Regions from separate parts of the Homo sapiens genome. Here region 2 is linked to region 1. The links are chromatin loops, found by intact Hi-C in ENCODE. Cell type or tissue: mammary epithelial cell. All regions are shown on one strand. Each heading gives the region's core, and the rest is flanking DNA. Links, peaks and the distances in the headings are about the cores only.

The links. Peaks named below come from ENCODE experiments on the same cell type or tissue, not always from the same donor. Only the 100,000 strongest peaks of a DNase experiment are listed, where the experiment ranks them.
Region 2: it touches region 1 in a loop (20-fold over the local background); 55 of 110 quality-filtered maps call a loop at or near these places.

Annotation. Positions count from the first base shown.
Region 1 is chr1:114,974,574-114,983,951 of GRCh38, forward strand. It overlaps SYCP1 (synaptonemal complex protein 1), which reads left to right. Exons shown (of 32, transcript NM_003176.4): 28 at 2,984-3,043; 29 at 6,763-6,939. Among named protein-coding and RNA genes, the nearest start is that of TSHB, 51 kb to the right of the region's middle. In mammary epithelial cell, for the core only: a CTCF peak has its summit at 4,914 (motif pointing right); no DNase peak of the experiment used is centred there; H3K27me3 peaks cover 459 bases.
Region 2 is chr1:115,591,415-115,600,792 of GRCh38, forward strand. No RefSeq gene overlaps it. Among named protein-coding and RNA genes, the nearest start is that of VANGL1, 46 kb to the right of the region's middle. RefSeq lists an enhancer at 4,454-4,748. In mammary epithelial cell, for the core only: a CTCF peak has its summit at 4,601 (motif pointing left); a DNase peak (open chromatin) is centred at 4,517.

The DNA.
Region 1 (9,378 bases), core at 493-8,492:
TGGAATCATACAGTATTTGTGCTTATGTGACTGGCTTATTTCACTTAGCATAATGTCCTCGAGGTTTATCTATGTTGTAGTATGTAACAGGATGCCCTTTTTAAAGGCTGCATAATATTCTATTATATGTGTATACCATCTTTTCCTTATTATTTTTCTTTTGATGGACATTTGAGTTGCTTCTACCTCTTGCTATTGTGAATAATGCTGTAATGAATGTGAGTGTGCAACTATCTCTTTAAAATCTTGCTTTGAATTCTTTTGGATATATTTCCAGAAGTGGGATTCTTAGATCATATGGCAACTGTATCATTAATTTTCTGAGAACCTCTATATTGGCTGTAGTGACTGTACCATTTGACATTCCCACACAGCAGTGCATAAGGATTCTAATTTCTCCACATCCACATCAGCATTTGTTATTTCCTATTCATTTGATAGTGGCCATCCTAATGTGTGTAGGCAATATCTCATGTGGCTGTGATTTGCATTTCTCATATGATTAGCAATGGTGACTATTTTTAATATGCCTGTTGGACATTGTATATCTTCTTTGGTGGTTTGATTATTCAAGTCTTTTGCCCATTTTTGAATTGGGTTAATAATAATTTTAATCCAATTTTTGTGTTGTTGAGTTGTAGGAGTTGTTTATGATTCTGGATATTAACTCTTCATTGATTATATATCTTAATAATGTTTTTGTCATCTTATTTTTCACTACATATTCACTACATATTTTCTTTCTTATTCTCTAAAGTAAGTGTGTGTGTGTGTGTGTGTGTGTGTCTTACTTTGGTTGATTTGGAAGGTATATGTAGTCTTTTAAATTAGTTTATTGATTACCTTTATATTTTAAAATAATGTATCTAATACTGTCTCCTGTTTCATATTGCCCTACATATACAATTTTAGTATTTATTATTTTACATTGTCAAGATTGATAAAAATGTATATTCTATTATTTCACTATGATTCCTGTATCTCTTTAACTTGAGCTTTATATTTACATAGATTCAGCTCATCTTTTATATGCAACTTTTTTCCAAGTTCTCAGTCAATATGACAATCCCCACTTTACCTATAAGCCCATTGGTATAGGAAACTGTTACTAGATGACTGTCTTAACTTCTAATTAAAATAGATTGGCTTTTTGGGATTATGATAAATCATTTTTCCTATATCTTTCATTAATTTGATGGGGCCTTAATCTCTGCCTAGCAATGTGAAATTTGTTTACTATCTTGATATGGAGAGAGAGATTCAAAGTTGGTCCTTTCAACTTTAAAATCTCTTACTCTGTGACTCTGTGGTCAGAACAAACATGGGGATTATTCCTTTTATTGAGTTTGTTCAAACTATATTCTTAGAATCTAAAAAAATGAGCACAAGATAGGTTTATGGTTCCATGGGCTCACCATGAAGTAGACTCTGATAAAATTCTAATTATTGCTTGATGCTGATATGCTTGCACTCTGACCAGTGAAAAAATAGTGGCATTATAGATTCCCAATAATTAATGTTAGTTGATGTGCAATTACCCATGTCTTAATATTTTAATCCTTGGTGCACAAGATAGTAGGAAGGATGCAGTATGTATTTGTGATATTATTTCAGAACTTTTCCACTAGAGTACCAGGCTTCCTTTTTATTCAAAAGGCTATAGGCTGATACGTTTATTTAGATCCAAAATTTGGTTACAAGGTTGTCATTCTCTACTCTGGTGATCAAGTCAACTCTCTGTTTGCCAGGCCGTATTATAGGAATATCTTACTTATTCAGATTAAATAGGAACCTTAGTGGTCTGGCCATCTCTTTGGTTTAAGGGAACTGATGATTATTTAGCTACCACTAAAGATACGCATTCTTGTATGAGCTGTTTCATACCTTGGAAACATATATTATATTAGAAGAGACTTTACCAAGATCTCCAGACGAGGAAAAGTCAGAATTGCAGAGACAGTGCAGTTGTAGGCGATGGTTTCTCCCGTCTGTCCTCTAGAAGCCAAGATACATATTCTGAGAGTCATTACGATATTGCTGGTTTAGAAAATGTGCTTTGTCCTAAAAGACAGCATTCCAGCCCCTTAGAGTAGACTCCAATTGTCACTATAACTGAAGATCAACCATTGGTAGGTTATAGGATACATAATAAGAACAGTAAATACTATTGCATCAGTTTACAGCCAGCTTCTTTCATAGTGAAGTGAGTTCTGTGATTAGGAGCAATGCTATGGGAGAGATAACATGGTGTATGCAAGGTATTCAGTGAGGATAGATACTGGCATAGACATCATGGGCGAGTTTTACTGCCTAAAATTCTGCACACTTGGAGATTTTTACTTTCTAAGACCTCTAATACTCCCTGGAGTTGTAAAAATTTTGTGCTTCAGATGGTTGTCATATTACAGGCACCCTACATATTCATTTATGTAGGCCAGGCTTTTCTTTTATCTTACTGAATAAATTCTATCTAATGATATTAGCATATCACTCTTTCCATTCTGACCACAGCTCTCCTTTCCATTTTTATCTTGACTATACACATACCCAAAGTCTAACTGAACTGCACCTTTTCTCAACATGCATAGAAAAATCTAATTCTGCCTGTAAAGGCTCACAATATTTTAGATCTTTTTGCAACTTTTCACAGCTTAGTTACTTGTGCGTATCTCTCATTCTGTAATTTGTTCCATTAGCTTTATTTTACAAATAAGAAAGCTGAGATTCAGAGTTTTAAGAGACTTATTCAAAAGTCCACAGATATACACTAGAGACTGATTAGAATAAAGGAAGAGATAATCAAAACCAAATAATACCTCTGTAGAAAGGAACTAACTTTTCTTTTTTTTCTTTTTATTACTTTATAAGATTGAGAGGTTCGTCATCTTTCTTTGTTAATACTTACTAGGAAAGATTTTGATAATATTCATTTGTGATCATTGTGATGTTTATGTTACTTGTACTTGATATTTATTTTTAATAGGAAAAACTCAAAAGAGAGGCAAAAGAAAACACAGCTACTCTTAAAGAAAAAAAAGACAAGGTAAGAGCATATAATTCTCATAGTTTTAAAATACCAATTCATTTTCTAACTTCTACTTAGAAATGATTTTTTGTTTATAAGTAGGAAAATAACATTTTACATATATCATACAATTTCATTTTCTAAATTGTTTCTTGCTATTTATTAATTCAAAAGCATTTTAGCTAAAAATTTCAAAATTTTGTCATTTGGAGATTTGGAGAAGGTTTCAGTCTAATGCAGAAACAAAAAAGAAGAAAAAAAGAAGGTTTCAGTCTTTCTCTACAATTCTTATTATAGTTTTAATTTAATTAGGTACCTCTGTGTTTCTCTCTTAAGAATTTTTTAATGTTAGAGGCAAAATATTTTCATAAACAATTCTAAAGTTTATTTAGATTATGTCTAATTTTGGGTTTTGAGGGGGCTTAATAAATGACATCCTGTTTTCCTCACTTATATTCTGAACCAATTGAGAAAGACAAGGGAGAATAAAAATAATATTTTTATTATTGAAGACTTTATTAAAAAGTATCAATATTTTAAATACTGGAGAATGCAGTTTATATTTGAAGGCAATAGGATCTCTTAATCTTGAAATCCCAAATTAGACAAATTTATCTTCTGCCACAAGTAGAGCTTGACTAGCATAGGTCTACCCACTTGATCATCTGCTCTTGTAAAACTTAGGGTATAAAGGAGAAGAGCAGAATTTATGTGTAATTCTAATAGTTCTCAAGGGGAGTAATAAGGAAGAGGCTGAGCTGTATGTGTCCAGCTTCTCCTTTTCTTTAAATTCACCAATCACATTAAGTAATTTTTTCTCCCCTAAGGAATCAGGAAGAGGTTTGGAATGTTACCCTAGTGGTACTCCCTACATATGGAAGGAAACATCAGTCATAGAGAAGAAGAATACCCCTCAGCTTCTAACCTATTTGATAATATAGGATCATTGCAGAAGAATTTTGATTTAGCAAATTTTTGGTTAAAATGATTAAGAATTTTCTTTACATATAGTGATATAATCTCCTAAGTTCCCACAGAGGTTGCTCTGATTATAGTTAAACTGGAAGGAAATGACACTCAGAGTAGTTTGAGAACAGTTCATTATATTTTATTACACTTGAGTTAAAAGAGAATAAAGGAAAGATGCACTGAACCTGTGAGTGAATACTGAGTGCTTTGTATGTTCCAGACACTGTGCTAGACACTTGAAAACATTATATCTGAAGAAATTATAATCATAATAAAATTATGCAGAATGGTTAGATATAGACTTAAGGAAGTATCTAATGAATATAAGCAAATTGGTTAATCTCCAATATTCTTTTTTAAATTTAGAATGTCTTCATATTATGAAAGTATGTATCACATATTCTTATAGAGATATTTTGATTCATGTACAATTCTATATGTTTCCATTATCAAGTAGATTAGCAAATGCCATATATTTTATCTGAGAGTCTAGATATATATGTTGGAAAATGAACCATATATATGTTGGAAAATGAGAAAAATGATGAATGAAGAAATTTAACTAGGCTTTTTTTTTTTTTGCTGTGCTTTATTCCAACACTACTGAAACATAAGGCTTGTTAAATTTACCAAACGTTTCTGAGTTTGGACAAGTTACTTAACTTCTTCGTGTTTCAATTTTCTCATCTATAAAGGGATAATAATAATACCTATTTCCTAAAGTTGTTATGAGGATTAAATGAGATGGTATTTGTAAAACATTTAAAATAGTGCTTGGGACATAGCACATGCCTTATAAATGTTTGTTTGAAAAATACAACAGAGAAAATTGTGAATTTTCTGGAAAGGGATAGTTCAGTATTGTCACATGAGAATTTTCTTTAGGCTACCAGCGAAATGTCAAATTCCAGATATGGCCACAAGGTGGTGCAGTGACCTTAAATTGTCATTCTCCTACCTGTAGGGAGGAACAATTTGTCCATTAAAGCAGTTACATTTTGGCGGTTCCAAAGTTTACCCCTGATGAATCCAGAGAGCAGTAAAAAAATTGCTCTCATCAAAATTTTGTCATCAACTATGATGTATAAATATGTAGGGAAAAGGATACAGAAATGCAATTCTGAAAAAATTCATACTTGCTAGAAAAAGGATTATGAAATGACAGATCACTAGAATTACGCAGGAAAGATATAAGCCATCTCATTTAGCCTCTTGATTTATAGATGAATAAATTTAAGCTTGGAGATACTTGAAGATTTACTTAAATAATCCGGAAAGATAGGAAAGATCTAGGAGAAAAGACCATATGATGTACCTGGCTCCTAGTTCAATGATTTTTTTATAGTACATGTAGTTGCCTCTTTATCCTATACTCTAATTTAAACGCACTGAAAGTTCAGCCACCATGCTTTCAAATTTTGTCCTTGTATTCCCTTTTTGTGTGTGTGTGCTCTAGAGAATTCAGAGAAAGGAGAGATGTTCTCAGAAGAACATGGTCCTGTAAAGGAGGGCTCTACAATGAAAGGCAGTAGGAGAACTGAAAGAACACGATTCTAGAAAAAGGGGAATTTGAGTTTCACAGCTAACTAGCTGTGGAATTGAGTAAATTAACATGCCTCAATTTCCTTACAATTTCCTTATGAATAATTGCCACGATTGTATTCGTGGAGATGGTGGTGACCAAAGAAACTGTAAAATAGAAAGTGATGAGCATGAGTTTCATGTAGAATCCCACTAAAGCAACTATTACTAGCTTTTACTAGAAAGTTAGGTCAGGTGCTAAAAGAAGCTGTATACAAAGGTAGAGTGAAAGAGAACTGAGGAAACTGAGTTGAAAAAATGTCAAGTATTTAGAGTAAACTTGCAATTTATTTATTTAGAATTGAAGCAAATAGCCATTTTCTCAGTTTTTTTCCCTGAAAATTTTTCTCATTCTTTACTTTCATAATTATTCTCCTTGCTTTTGGAGGCAAGTTAGGCTGGTGGATAGGAAAAGGCTGATATTTTTATAGGTGAAAAAGAAGAAGTATCAATGTATGAAAGAGAACGAATGAAAGTTAGAATAGATTTCCTTCTGACTTTTAGGCTATTGTAATGAACCATAGATTAGGGCTTTTTGCCACCAGGAGTAAAGATTTTTTTTTATTTTTTAAAGAGAATCCTCAACTTTTGGTCAGAGAGTTGAGATATCTTATTTGTTTTCATTTTTAAAAATTTAACTTTTATTTTAAGTTCAGGGGTACATGTACAGATTTATTATATAGGTAAACTTCTGTCATGGGGGTTTGTTGTACAGATTATTTTGTCACCCAGGTATTAAACCTATACCCGTTAGTTATTTTTCCTGATCCTCTTCCTCCTCCCATCCTGCATGCTCCCATAGGCCCCAGTGTGTTTTGTTGTCTCCCTCTATGTGTCCATGTGTTCTCATGATTTAGCTCCCACTTATAAATGAGTCCATGTGGTATTTGGCTTTCTGTTCCTGCATTAGTTTGCTAAGAATAACGACCTCCAGGATATCTTATTTGTTTTCATAGAGGCTCTGTGAAGACAGGCAGGGGCAGATAACATTTGCATCTTAAATGGACAAGTAAAGTGACAAAGAAGATAACTGTAACTTATTCAAACTTATCTAGTCAGTGATAAATTTAGGGATAAATTTGCTTATTTTGTTGTGAATTCTACTAGTTGCTGCACTTTAATTAAAGAAATAAATAATTAATGTGACATTTAGTGATGGTTTTATTCATTCTTGTTGTTCAATGCAGAAAACACAAACATTTTTATTGGAAACACCTGAAATTTATTGGAAATTGGATTCTAAAGCAGTTCCTTCACAAACTGTATCTCGAAATTTCACATCAGTTGATCATGGCATATCCAAAGATAAAAGAGACTATCTGTGGACATCTGCCAAAAATACTTTATCTACACCATTGCCAAAGGTTTGTGTCTAAATTTTCCATGTTAGTAGTAATTTTTTAAATAAATAAATAAAGTTCTGTTATCACCATATATCTGGCATCACGCACACATATATAACTAGTTTCTTGAAAGTTTCAATTTTTTTTGTGGTATCAGCATGAAATGTAAAGACAAGGTCTTGCTGTGTTGCCTAGGATGGTCTTGAACTCCTGGCCTTAACTCATCCTCCTGTCTTGGCCTCCCAAAGTATTGGGATTATAGGTGTAAGCCACTGTGCCTGGCCTTCAACATGAAATTGTTTCATTTTTTTCGATCACTGTCCACAACTTAATGTCATCTTGGGCAGATTTCATAACTTAATAGTTATTTATCAGTGTTTAAGGCCCTGACACAGGAAATCTGATTCTGACTTGACATTTTATAGCATCACCACAGTTACTACTTCCCTTTGCTGTTTACCCCAATCATCTTGCATCTGTAGTCCTTGGCAGTCATCTTGGAGCAGATGCCTCTAGCAAAGTGGCTCAGTTCTGACTGTCTTTCATATAGCCACTTAATCCATGGGGAATTCATACAACTTTTCCATGCTAAATGGCAGTGCAGATGCTTTACTTTTGATCTCTCTTACCTCTCTCTCGTTTCCTTTTCCTCTCCTCAGCTAGATACAAAGACAAACAAATTTGCTGCCTACATTCATATCTAACTAGGGAATGAGATGCCAGTCTTTCTTTCTTGGAAGCACTCCTAATATTCTTTATAAAGATGCTCTTGGAGTTCCTGCCTCACTTGTCTTGGGAGTTGAAAAGGATCTCAATTGTCTCCATCCCACTAAGTTTAAATGTTACGCCTTTTCCTTCTCAGTTTCCCAGTTGTGTTTGATGGTGTCTGCAAGGTGTCTGCAAGTCTCTGAGACTTTGTTTTTCTTCATTTTTTTTCTATTCCATATCAGTTGAATTATATTCAGGCTCATGGATTCTTCTTCTGCTTGCCCAAATCTGCTATTGAGCCCTTCTAGTAAATTTTTCATTTCAGCTATTGTATTTTTTAATTCCAGAATTTCTATTTGGTTCTTTTGATAATTTATTTCTTTTTATTGATATTCCATTTAGTGAGATGTTGTTTTCATGCTTTTCTTCATTTCTTTGACATAATTTTCTTTAGCTCTTTGAACATATTTAAAATAGCTGACTTTAAATCTTTGTCTAGTTAAGTCCAATGTCAAGGCTTCCTCAGGGAGAGTTTCTGTTGTTTGTTCTTTTACTTTTCTATTTGGGCCATACTTTCTTCTTTCTTTGCATGTCTCATATTTTTTGTTTAAACTGGCCATTTAAAAATATAACAACTCTGGAAATCAGATTCTCTCCTATTCCCATGATTTGTTGTTGCTACTTGTTGTAGTTATTGTTTGTTTTGTGACTTTTCTAGACTAATTCTGTAAAGTTTGTATTTTTTGTTGTGAGTGCCACTAAAGGTTCTCCTTGATTAGCTTAGTTTTTAGCTAATGTTTGGACACAAATTTCTTCAAATGCCTAGAATGAATAAATTTCCCAATCTTTGTCAAAGGTCTCTATTATATGTGTATAAGGGCATGCTTTCAACACTTAGCCAGGTAGTTGACAACTCTGCCTTAGCTTTCCATTCCTGCTTGTAGAGAATCTCAAGATTAGCCAGTGGTGAAAACTTAGGGCCTTTTCAGGACCTTCCTGAGCCTATAGATAGCCCTACACATATGCGTGGCCTTCTATATTTCCAGGAATATATCAAGGCTTTTCAAAGCTTCCCCATGGATATTTCATTTCCTAGCTTTTCTTTCAAGGTTTTTGGTTAGTCTTTTGTTTGTCCCAACTATTCATCACTGCTTCACGTTGCTGCAAAGTTAAAACGTTTGTTGTTTTTGACAAATTCTGCCCCCTACTTCACACACACACCAAGGAGAAGGCATTTTTTCACTAGTGAGCCCTCAGGTTGAATGTAATCAGCTATCAGCCTTGTAAGTGGGATCTTGCAGAGACTCACCAGACAAATCAAATACTGACAATTCTTTGGGAATAAAGCTTTGAAAGAGCTTCAGTTCTGTTCTGTTCTGTTCTGTCTGGTGGTTGCCAGGCTGCCCCAGGAACGTGGGCTGTTATTCTTTAAGGATAACATAGAGCTAGAGCAGGGGATGGGACTGGGGAAGTTAAGACACCACGAAGTTTGGGTTTCCTAAAGAGGTTTAGCCATTTTATTTTATTTTTTTAAAGAATAAGCACTCTCCAGGTGGCTGCAAGCCTTTGGTTAATTTCCAGAGTTCTGAAAAAAACTGATTCCGACAAGTTTTTACCAATATTTTTATGGCTTTTATGGAGGAGTGAATTTTTAGAGCTCATTACTCTGCCATTTGTACTGATGTCTCTGACCTTAACTTTTTAAATTACATTTAATTTAATTTTTGTTTTTGCTCTGTTGCCTGGGCTGGG
Region 2 (9,378 bases), core at 1,006-9,005, 620 kb after region 1:
ACAATTCCACAGCTTCACCTTAGCATTCAGCATATGATAAGGAGTCCATACAACCCTCCCATCTCCCCACCACAAGACACATTTTTGTACTGAACTCAATTCCAAGCTTTTGGTCAAAGCCCTAGAAATGAAAATTGGATCTGAGGGATCCAGAGGCAGACAATAATGGAGGTTAAAAGGCAGAGTACAGGTAAGTGTGACTGATTCCTGCCAATTAAGCCAAGCTTCCCATTTCATGGATAAAGGTCACACTAGTGTCCATTGCATAAATGAAATCTAGGGAATTCAAAGGCTACTGACAACAGGAGAGATTCAGTGTACGTGGGTAAGAGCAGATACTCCCACCCCTTAGGCCCCTCTGTTAACATGGGTGAAAGCCACTTTGACACCCATGGGCAGCACCCTGTCACGGTCACTGGGACTTGGTGATAAAAGGATGGTGAAAAGAAAGAGGAATGCCTCATTTTCCCTCCCTCATGTACCCCAGGTATTCATTAGGAAGAGAAGGGAGCCAGGGATGCCTTGCTCCCCATTCTTCTAGATGAATAGCCGTTCATCTTCAGTCTGTACCCCTTTTGAATGCATCCTGAACCCCTGGGACTCCTTTGAAAAAAAAATTCTTCTTTTTTCCTTTCTCCTCTTCCCTCTCTTCACTGATAAGTAACTGTGTCTCCATACTATGGGACACTCCTTTGGATGCATCCTCCAAAGTAGGAAAAGTTAATTTCCCAAACCTTAAACTGGTTAGAATTGGGCTAGGGGAAGGGAACCCAGAAACCTGACATGCCAGAAAAAAGGTAAATTTTTTTTCCAGTCAAGTTTTTGCCCCCTTCCCATCCCTGTACAAACTGGTAAAAGGCCCTGGAATTTTTTAGCTCTCCTTAACCAGCACCCCTTTTGTTTCATTTTGATACATGTCTTCTAATAACCCAGTTTGTCTCTTCTCACCTTCAGGCCATCAAACTCCAAACAGTCATGCAACCAGAGCCTTGGATGATGGCCTCTTCTGCCAGGGACCCTTAGATAGGCCTCTGAGGGAGATCTGACTGCTGTTTTCCCAAAACAGCACCCCCTGTCAGCAGGAAGGAGTTAAGATCAATCTTCATGCTTATCCTTATCCTTATTCTAACAGCAGTTAAAGGTGCTTCTTTAGAAGGGGTAATGATAGAGACAGGAGGCAGCCAAGGGTTCCCTGCACTCCCCAGCAAACCCCGCCTTCAAGCCTAAAATAGCCTGAAGGCTGAAAAACCAGACTGCCAGTTCTGGATGAAGCTCGCCCTTTCCCAGTTTATTCTTTCTGAATAATGCCCACCTGTGCAGTAGGAGGATGGGGTGCAACCTCAGGAAATTTGTGCCATTTGCAGTGGGGAGGAGCCTGGCCTTTCCTGTTCCTGTGTGGTGACCAAGGACTCAATCTATGAGACGGGAAACGTGCTAGCAGAACTCTGTCACTTTGCTGAGAGTTATTTTTTCTTTTTCCTTTTTGCCCTATAAATTCCATTTTCCTCACCCTTCTGTTGTGTTCGCAAGCCTAATCTTTCCTGGTCATGTGACAAGAGCCCAGTTTTAGCTGAACTAAGGAGAAAGTTCTGCAACAGTAGTATGCTGTTTCCTCTGCCTAAAATCTCTACTTAAACCTCTCCATCAGAAGGATTTCCACACCAAACCAAAACATCCTTCCAGACCCAGCTCAAATGCCTCCTCGGGGAAGCCTTCCCTCATTCCTTCTCTATCCAGAAGACCTCTCCCTCTGAGATTCTCAATGCACTTGCATGTTTTTAGTTATCTTGAGAGGCTGAAGGCAAAGAGCAGCACATGACACAACACAGGAGCTGAAAATAGGATGACTGAATGAATGACCAAGTAATGAATGAATGGCTAAGTGATAGATGAATGAATTAATGAAGAGATGGCTTGTGCTAAGAGAAGAGATAGCATTTGAATTGAGATTTCAAGAGGGATCAGATTTTCAAACCAGGAATAAGGTAGGTCAAGTTTAGGCTCTTGACAATGCTACACCTCTTAGCCTCGTAGCATTGACCCACTCACGATCTGCTTGCTGGCAGAGAGATTGTCCCACTTCTCCCAAAAATAAGGTTATGAAACCCTAGTGCTACAAGCTTGGGAGGCAGATCTGGGCTGGAATCCTCCATCCCTTTCTCTGGGGTGAGCCAGCAAGTTTACCTAATCTCTCTTAGCCCTCAATTTTCCTTATCTATGGAGTGAGAAAAACAGTATCCAAATTCTAGTTTGGTTGTTAGGATTTAAGTAGATAATGTCTGTAAAACATTTAGCTCTGTTACTGGCACAAAGTAAATGGTAGCTATTATATTATTATCATCACTTCCTCCCTGGGATCCCCAGGGCCTATGATGTTAGTAAGTGAAAGAGCTGCCTGACCTGGTTGCTGCCCTTTGACACATTTTGAATCCCCAGTGACTGCTTCTACTTGCCAAGCTTTTACCTCCAGAAGTCAGGGCCCATGATTTGTGATTTTTCCCCAGCTAGGTGTATGTGTTTTGGGGACCCTGAGGACCTGGGTGCCCCAGGTGACTGAGCCCAGCCTAGGAGTTTATTCCTGGAGAAGGCTCTGCAGTGACCCCAGTGCTTTCTGTGTGTGGATTTTGGCGGGGCAGCTGCTGCTGAGCCCAGGAAAGCTGGGCTGTGAGACCTGGCCCCTCTTGGGTGGACCACAGCCTCCTTGTGTGTCAGAGAAGAGCTGGCCCACCCACCTAGAGAAAGTGAAGGGAAAGCTGGGCTGCTCCAAGTCCAGGCCAGACCAGAATTTATTGTGTGGGTTTCTCTTAACCCAAAAGGTTTCCTTAGCGAGGAGAGGAGGGGAGGGGAGAGGAGGAGCTACAAGCTAAGACTCTTCTACCCAAGCACCTGCTCCATGTTGGATTCTTTGGGATCCTCTACAGCAGGGCCTTTCACGATTTGAGAATGGCCCAGTTCTCTTCTGTCTGTTGAAGCTTCTGCTACATTTTAAAGAAATGGATAAAAGCTATAACGGGATCATAAAAAGGGCAATTTATAAATTATTAATTAATGTTTTTGACAAAAAATGTATAACTGTATAATCACATTGGGAGAAAGTATAGGGCTCACATTTCAGGCTTTCTGGGCAGGGGAGACTCGGGCCCTCCTAGCCCTGCGCCTGCACACCTGGCTGTCTGATGTGGCCCTCCAGGTGGCGATGGACATGAGGGAACATGTGGTATGTCTGAGGAGAGCAGGCTGTGAATGTGAGAAGAAGGGAACTGGCTGTAGCAATACAAGGTGGGTGCCCCTGGATCTGGGTGTGAGGACTCAAGGACCCCAGTCCTTCCTTCCACAGCCTTCCCCAGCCTTGGAACCACTCCAGGCCTGTCTCCTGTTAGTTTGTAAGTGGTCGTTTCCTTGACTCTGGGAACGCAACCAAGTCCCGTTATTGCAGGATGGATTCCCACACCCTGCCCTGGGCCCCAGGAGTGCTGCTGTCCCTACCTGGACTATGGGTTGCTTTCTGGGGCCCTGAATATGGGAAGAGCAAGACTGAGGCATAGGGACCTGAGGAAAGAGAGGGTAGCCAGAATAACCATAAGGATTGTCTCAGGGCCTAGAGAATCTCTGTGTCGAGAAAAGCAGAAGTGATGCCCCTTGGGCTTTGTGTTAGGCGGATGGGTTGGGGGCAGCTGGGTGGGCTCGCCAGTCTAACCAGGCACAGAGCTGACTTGCTTCCTCTCAGACCCTGTGGCTATCTCTGGTCCAGAGAATCCAGTAGAAGCCTTTGTGCTTGTCCAGAGGCCCAGTGGCCCCCAGGTCTTCCTCTTCACTCCCCAGTCCCCCTCCATCAGCACTTCTCTGCCTAAGGAGCTCCAATAGTCTGATACCAAAGGGCCAGAAGATGCAGGTCCTCAATGCCAGGCAAGGGGTGCGACTTCTCAACAGTAGTGCTTGAAGCTCCAGCATGGATATGTGCAGATTGGTAGGAGGTCATGGAGACTCGGAGGTGCATGCAAGTCGTTGCTGTGGAAACAGCTCAAGTGTGAGGCGCTGGGGGCCAAGGGGGAAAGCAGCGGGTGGAGGAAGGGTCAGCTTCTAGTTCTGTGAGAGGCTGGGAGACTGTTTGAGCCTGGAGACAGGCGGCAGGCAGAGCCAGTGTTAGGCACCATTGCAGCACCATCAGGTCTCCTAGGACAGAAGAAGGGATTGCTTCTGTCCTCTCTGAAGATACCCTGACTGGGAACGGTGGTGGTCTGGGATGTGGGGGGACCCCTGGCCTCTTACAGCTCTGCCCCTGACTCGGTCTTGGGAAATCCACACCATTACTTCCCAAGACTGCCTGCTGGATCACTGTGGCTCAAAATGGGTGGCTTTGCAGAGAATTCTCCTTATTTACGCTCTGCCAATAACTGGAGCCTCTTCCAGGCAGACCATTGTGGGGGTGACTGATAGTGCCAGTGACTACAGTTTAGTCAGCCTGCTAGCTCTGTATTTCACTCCCCTTGAGGAGGTGCTGGCAGAAATCCCAGGAGCCCCATGAGGCTTCCTTTTCTATGCTGGCTGAGGAAGCCACAGCACTGGAAAATTACTGTAAATGTGCGTCTGGCGCCACCTAGTGATCGAGGCCCTCCTGCACCCTGTCAGACAGCTCTCTCAGGAAAGCAGTTTGCCTTCTTGCAGTGCACACTTCCTCAGGCTTTGGTGTGTGTGACGGTCACCTAGGATGCTTGTCAAAAATGAGGACTCCTGGCCGGGCGCAGTGACTCATGGCTGTAATCTCAGTACTTTGGGAGGCCGAAACAGGAGGATCGTTTGAACCCAGGAGTTCAAGACCACCCTGGGTGACATGGTGAGATCCCCCACAAAAATTCCTGGGCTCCAGACCCTGAGGTTTTAACTTAGTTTGTCTGGGGAGGAATCTAATAATGTGTTTTCCTAACTAGTATCTCAGGAATTTGTAAGGCAAGTCTCTGGACTACATTTTGAGAACCAGTCTCTTGAAGGACCATGCCTCTTAAGTGTCTGCTTTGCACAGATCATTATGTGCACTCACTGAGTTTTGAGAACTGTACTGAACACTCCTAAATCTGTATCTTTAGGCAAAGTCTCTTGAGTTTCAGCTGCTATTTTTTGACTGGTTGCTTTCTGTCTCCAGAACAGACGCACAGAATTATCATGGCCAGCTCTGAATTTTTAATCTCTTTACATCATCCCAAACCGCCAAATAACCCTTGTATTAGTCAGGGTTCTCCAGACAAACAGGATGTACATATATTTGGAAAGAGATTTATTAGAAAGAATGGGCTCATGTAATGATGGAGGCTGAGGGGTCCCAGGATCTGCAGTCAACAAGATGGAGACCCAGGAGAGCTGATGGTTGAGTTCTCATCCAAAAGCCAGAAGGCTTGAGACCCAAGAAGAACTGATATTTCAGTGCAAATATAAAGGCAGGGAAAGTTTGTGTCCTGGCTCAAGGCAGTCAGGCAGGAGGATTTCCCTCTTAAAGGAGGGGCAGACATTTTGTACTAATCAGGCCTTCAACTCATTGGATGAAGGCCACTCACAATTAGGGAGCGCAATTTGCTTTATTCAGTCTACTGATTCAAATGTTAATCTCTTCCAAAAACACCTTCACAGACAGTCCCAGAGATAATGTTTGACCAACTTGACCCCATGGCCAAGTCAAGCTGACACAAAAAATTAACCAGCACAAGTCTACTCCTTCTCAACTTGGCATGCATATGCATGTACTTGAACCATGCTAATCTCCAAACAAAGATGGTAACATGGTCATAATTTCACCTACACTGATACAACTGTCCTTTGTACAACAGAAAACACAATAAACCCTTCCACAGAGGAAGAAGCAATGTCTTTGAGCTATGTTCACTCTTCTCTGTGACATACCAAAACTTAAATACTATCATATAAAATTAGCAATACTTAAATACTATGACATAAAGTTAATACATCTTATGTTACATGATAAGGGGAAAAGAGGAGGAAAACAAAGATATTCAACACACACACACACACACACACACACACACACACGCATATGCACACGTATACATATCTTGTTACCTTCTTCCACTACCCATTACATATTTCCCTTATCTTCAGCAAGCACCTCAGCTGTTTGTGGTTCTTTACCTGGTGGGGTGATATAAACCTTTTGTCTGAAGGGTTTGAGCCATTAATAATCTTGTCTGAATTGCGTTGTTTTGCTTTTCCATTGACCTTCATCACAGAGCATGATAATACTAAGAGATATCCTAAGGGATCTACTATATTCCAGAATACTCCTCTTTACCTTCACTGTGGAGCAGTAGTCCAATTTCCCCTTGGTGTCCAGATTGATCATCCCAGCTGACACTGTAACTTCCTTCTTGGGCTGTTGACTTGGAGGAGCGCAACGTGTCTGAGTGTCATTCTTAACTTCCAGTTCAATAGAACCATTGTTGTGTCTCTTGGTGAAGCATTCCTCCCTTTGGAACAAACATCTCTTAGCCACCTGAGCATAAGGCCATAGGAACAGGAAGCAAACATTTTGCTAGTGGGTCATTAAGGGTAGTACTGAGTAGTGTCACTCCCATTTTCATCCCTTGATTCCTGAACCTATAAATCCTGGCTATGAGAAAAAGAGCACCATGTACTAGATGCTGATTCAGAGCATATATAGCTTTGTGGAAAACCTTGCCCTAACCCTGAAAGGTATTGCCACCTAGCTGGCACTGCAACTGAATCTTCAAAAGGCCATTCCACTGTTCTATCAAGCCAGCTGATTAAGGATGGTAGAAAACATGGTGAGACCATTGAGTTCCATGAGCGTGCACCCACTGCCCCACTTCTTCCTGCCTGACTGCTTTTGTACTGAAACACTGTTTTTGTTTTTTTGTTTTCTACCTTCAAACTCTAACTCAAACATTGGCTCTTCCTGGGTCTCAAGCCTGCCAGCCTTTGGACTAGAACTACACCATCAGCTCTCCTGAGTTCCAGCTTGCTCACTGCAGATCTTAGAATTTGTCAGTCTTCATAATTGCATGAGCTAATTTCCTATAATAAATAAACAAAGAAACAATCTCCCACAGAACTCTGACAAATGCAGATTTTGGTACTGACAGTAATGTTTGACCAATTGTCTGGGCAACCCATGGTGCAGTCAGGTTGACACATAAAATTAACAATCATAACTTTTTTGCTTTCATTTAGCTGTTTTAGGAACCATCATATTCCCAGTCACCAAACTAGAAAGCAGGGAATTATCCTTGAGTCTGTCTTCTTCCTTACTTCCCCATAGCTATTCAGTGATTTATGCTGATTTTGCCTCACAGAACTCTGTCTTCTCCTCTCTATCCCGCCTACTATTTGAGTTCAGGCCTTTCTCCATTATTTCATAGATATTTCGATTGCCTCCTAACTGGTTTTACTGATTCTCTCTTGCCCCTTCTTAAATCCATGCTTGATACACTAGCCAAAGGGATATATTTGTTGGTTCACTGTTTAAAACACCTCAATAGTTTCCCATCTCCTAGAGCAGGAATTGGCAACGTTTTCCTATAAAAAGGCACATGGTAAATATTTTAGGCTTTGCAAACCATATGGCTTCAGTCACAACTACTCAGTTCTACTGTTTTAGAATTAACAAAAGCAATATCCAAAATAGAAAAATTCACTGGATGGGTGTAATAGGAAAATGAGATGTCAGAAGAAAGAATGAGTAAACAAATTATCCAATCTTAAGAAAAGAGAGAGGCCAGGTACTGTGGCTCATGCCTGTAATCCCAGCATTTTGGGAGGCTGAGGCAGGAGGACTGCTTAATCACTAAAGTTTGAGACCAGCCTAGGGAACAAATTGAGACCCTTTCTCTACAAAAAAATAGAAAAATTAGCTGGTTGTGGTGGCACATGCCTGCAATCCCAGTTAATCAGGGTCTGAGGCCTGAGGTTTGATTGATCCCAGGAGGTCAAGGCTGCAGCAAGCTGTGATTGTGCTACTGCACTCCAGCCTGGGTCACAGAGGGAGACCCCATCTCAAAAACAAAAAAGAAAAGAAAAAACAGAGAAGAAAAGATATTATAAAGTGAATGGAGCCCCAAGTACCTGTGAGCCAATGACATGGAAGTTCTAACAGAGTGGCGAGTCGCAGAAAGAGAGGAAAACAAGATAGGGGAGGGTAGAGTATATGTGTGTGTGTATGTGTGTGGCAAAAACTTCACAAATTTGATGAAAGACAAAGCTTAAACTGGATAAACTCTAAGAAAACTATATCTATACACATCACAAGCTGCTGAAAACCAAAGATAAAGGAAAAAATCTTGAAAACACCACATTATATATAGAAGAATGATTCAAATGACTATGGAGTTTTCATCAAAAAACCTTGGAGACCAGAAGGCACATCTTTAAAGTGATTTTTTGAAATGACAATCCAGAATTCTATATTGAGGAAAATATCTTTGAGAAATGATAGCAAAATATAGTCATTATCAGGTAAAGGAAAACTAAGAATTTGTCATAAGTCAACCTGCTCTAAAGTAAATGCTAGAAGAAGTTATTTGGTCTAAAGACTAATGACACCAGAGCAAACTTTGGAACTTTAGGAATGAAGAACTAAGAAAAAAGTAAAATATGGGTAAATACAATAGATTACTTTTCTTCTCTTAATTTCTTTAACATAAGTATGAATGTTTAAAGCAAAAATTATAACATTGGTTGGGTTTCCAATATACATGGATGAGATATATATGAAAATTATTTTTTAATGGGAGTTAAGGGATTTATATGGTTGTAAGACTTCTACATTTTACTTAAAGTAGTAAAATATTAACTCTATGTAGACTATAAAAGGAGACAAAAACAAATCATTAGGGATAAATTTAAAATAATAAAAAATAAGTCAGATAAAATATTACATTACATATACATAGTCTAAATACTTCTATTTGTTTGTTTGTTTGTTTGTTTGTTTGTTTGTTTTAAAATAGAGATGAGGTCTCGCTATGTTGACCAGACTGGTCTCAAACTCCTAGCCTCAAGCCATTCTCTCATTTTGGCCTCCCAAAGTGCTGGGATTACAGGCATAACCCACCATGCCTGGCCTAAATATATCTACTTAAAGATCAAAATTTTCCAGATTAAATTTTAAAATCAAGATCCAGGCCTAGTGCAGTGGCTCATGCCTGTAATCCCAGCATTTTGGGAGGCCAAGGTGAGAGGATCATTTGAGCCCAGGAGTTTGAGACCAGCCTCAGCCACATAGTGAGACCTTGTTTCTTTGAAAAATTTAAAAATTAGCAGAGGATGATGGTGCACACCTGTAGTCCCAGGTACTCAGGAGGCTGAGATGGGAGGATTGCTTAAGCTTGGGAAGCAGAGGCTACAGTGAGCTGA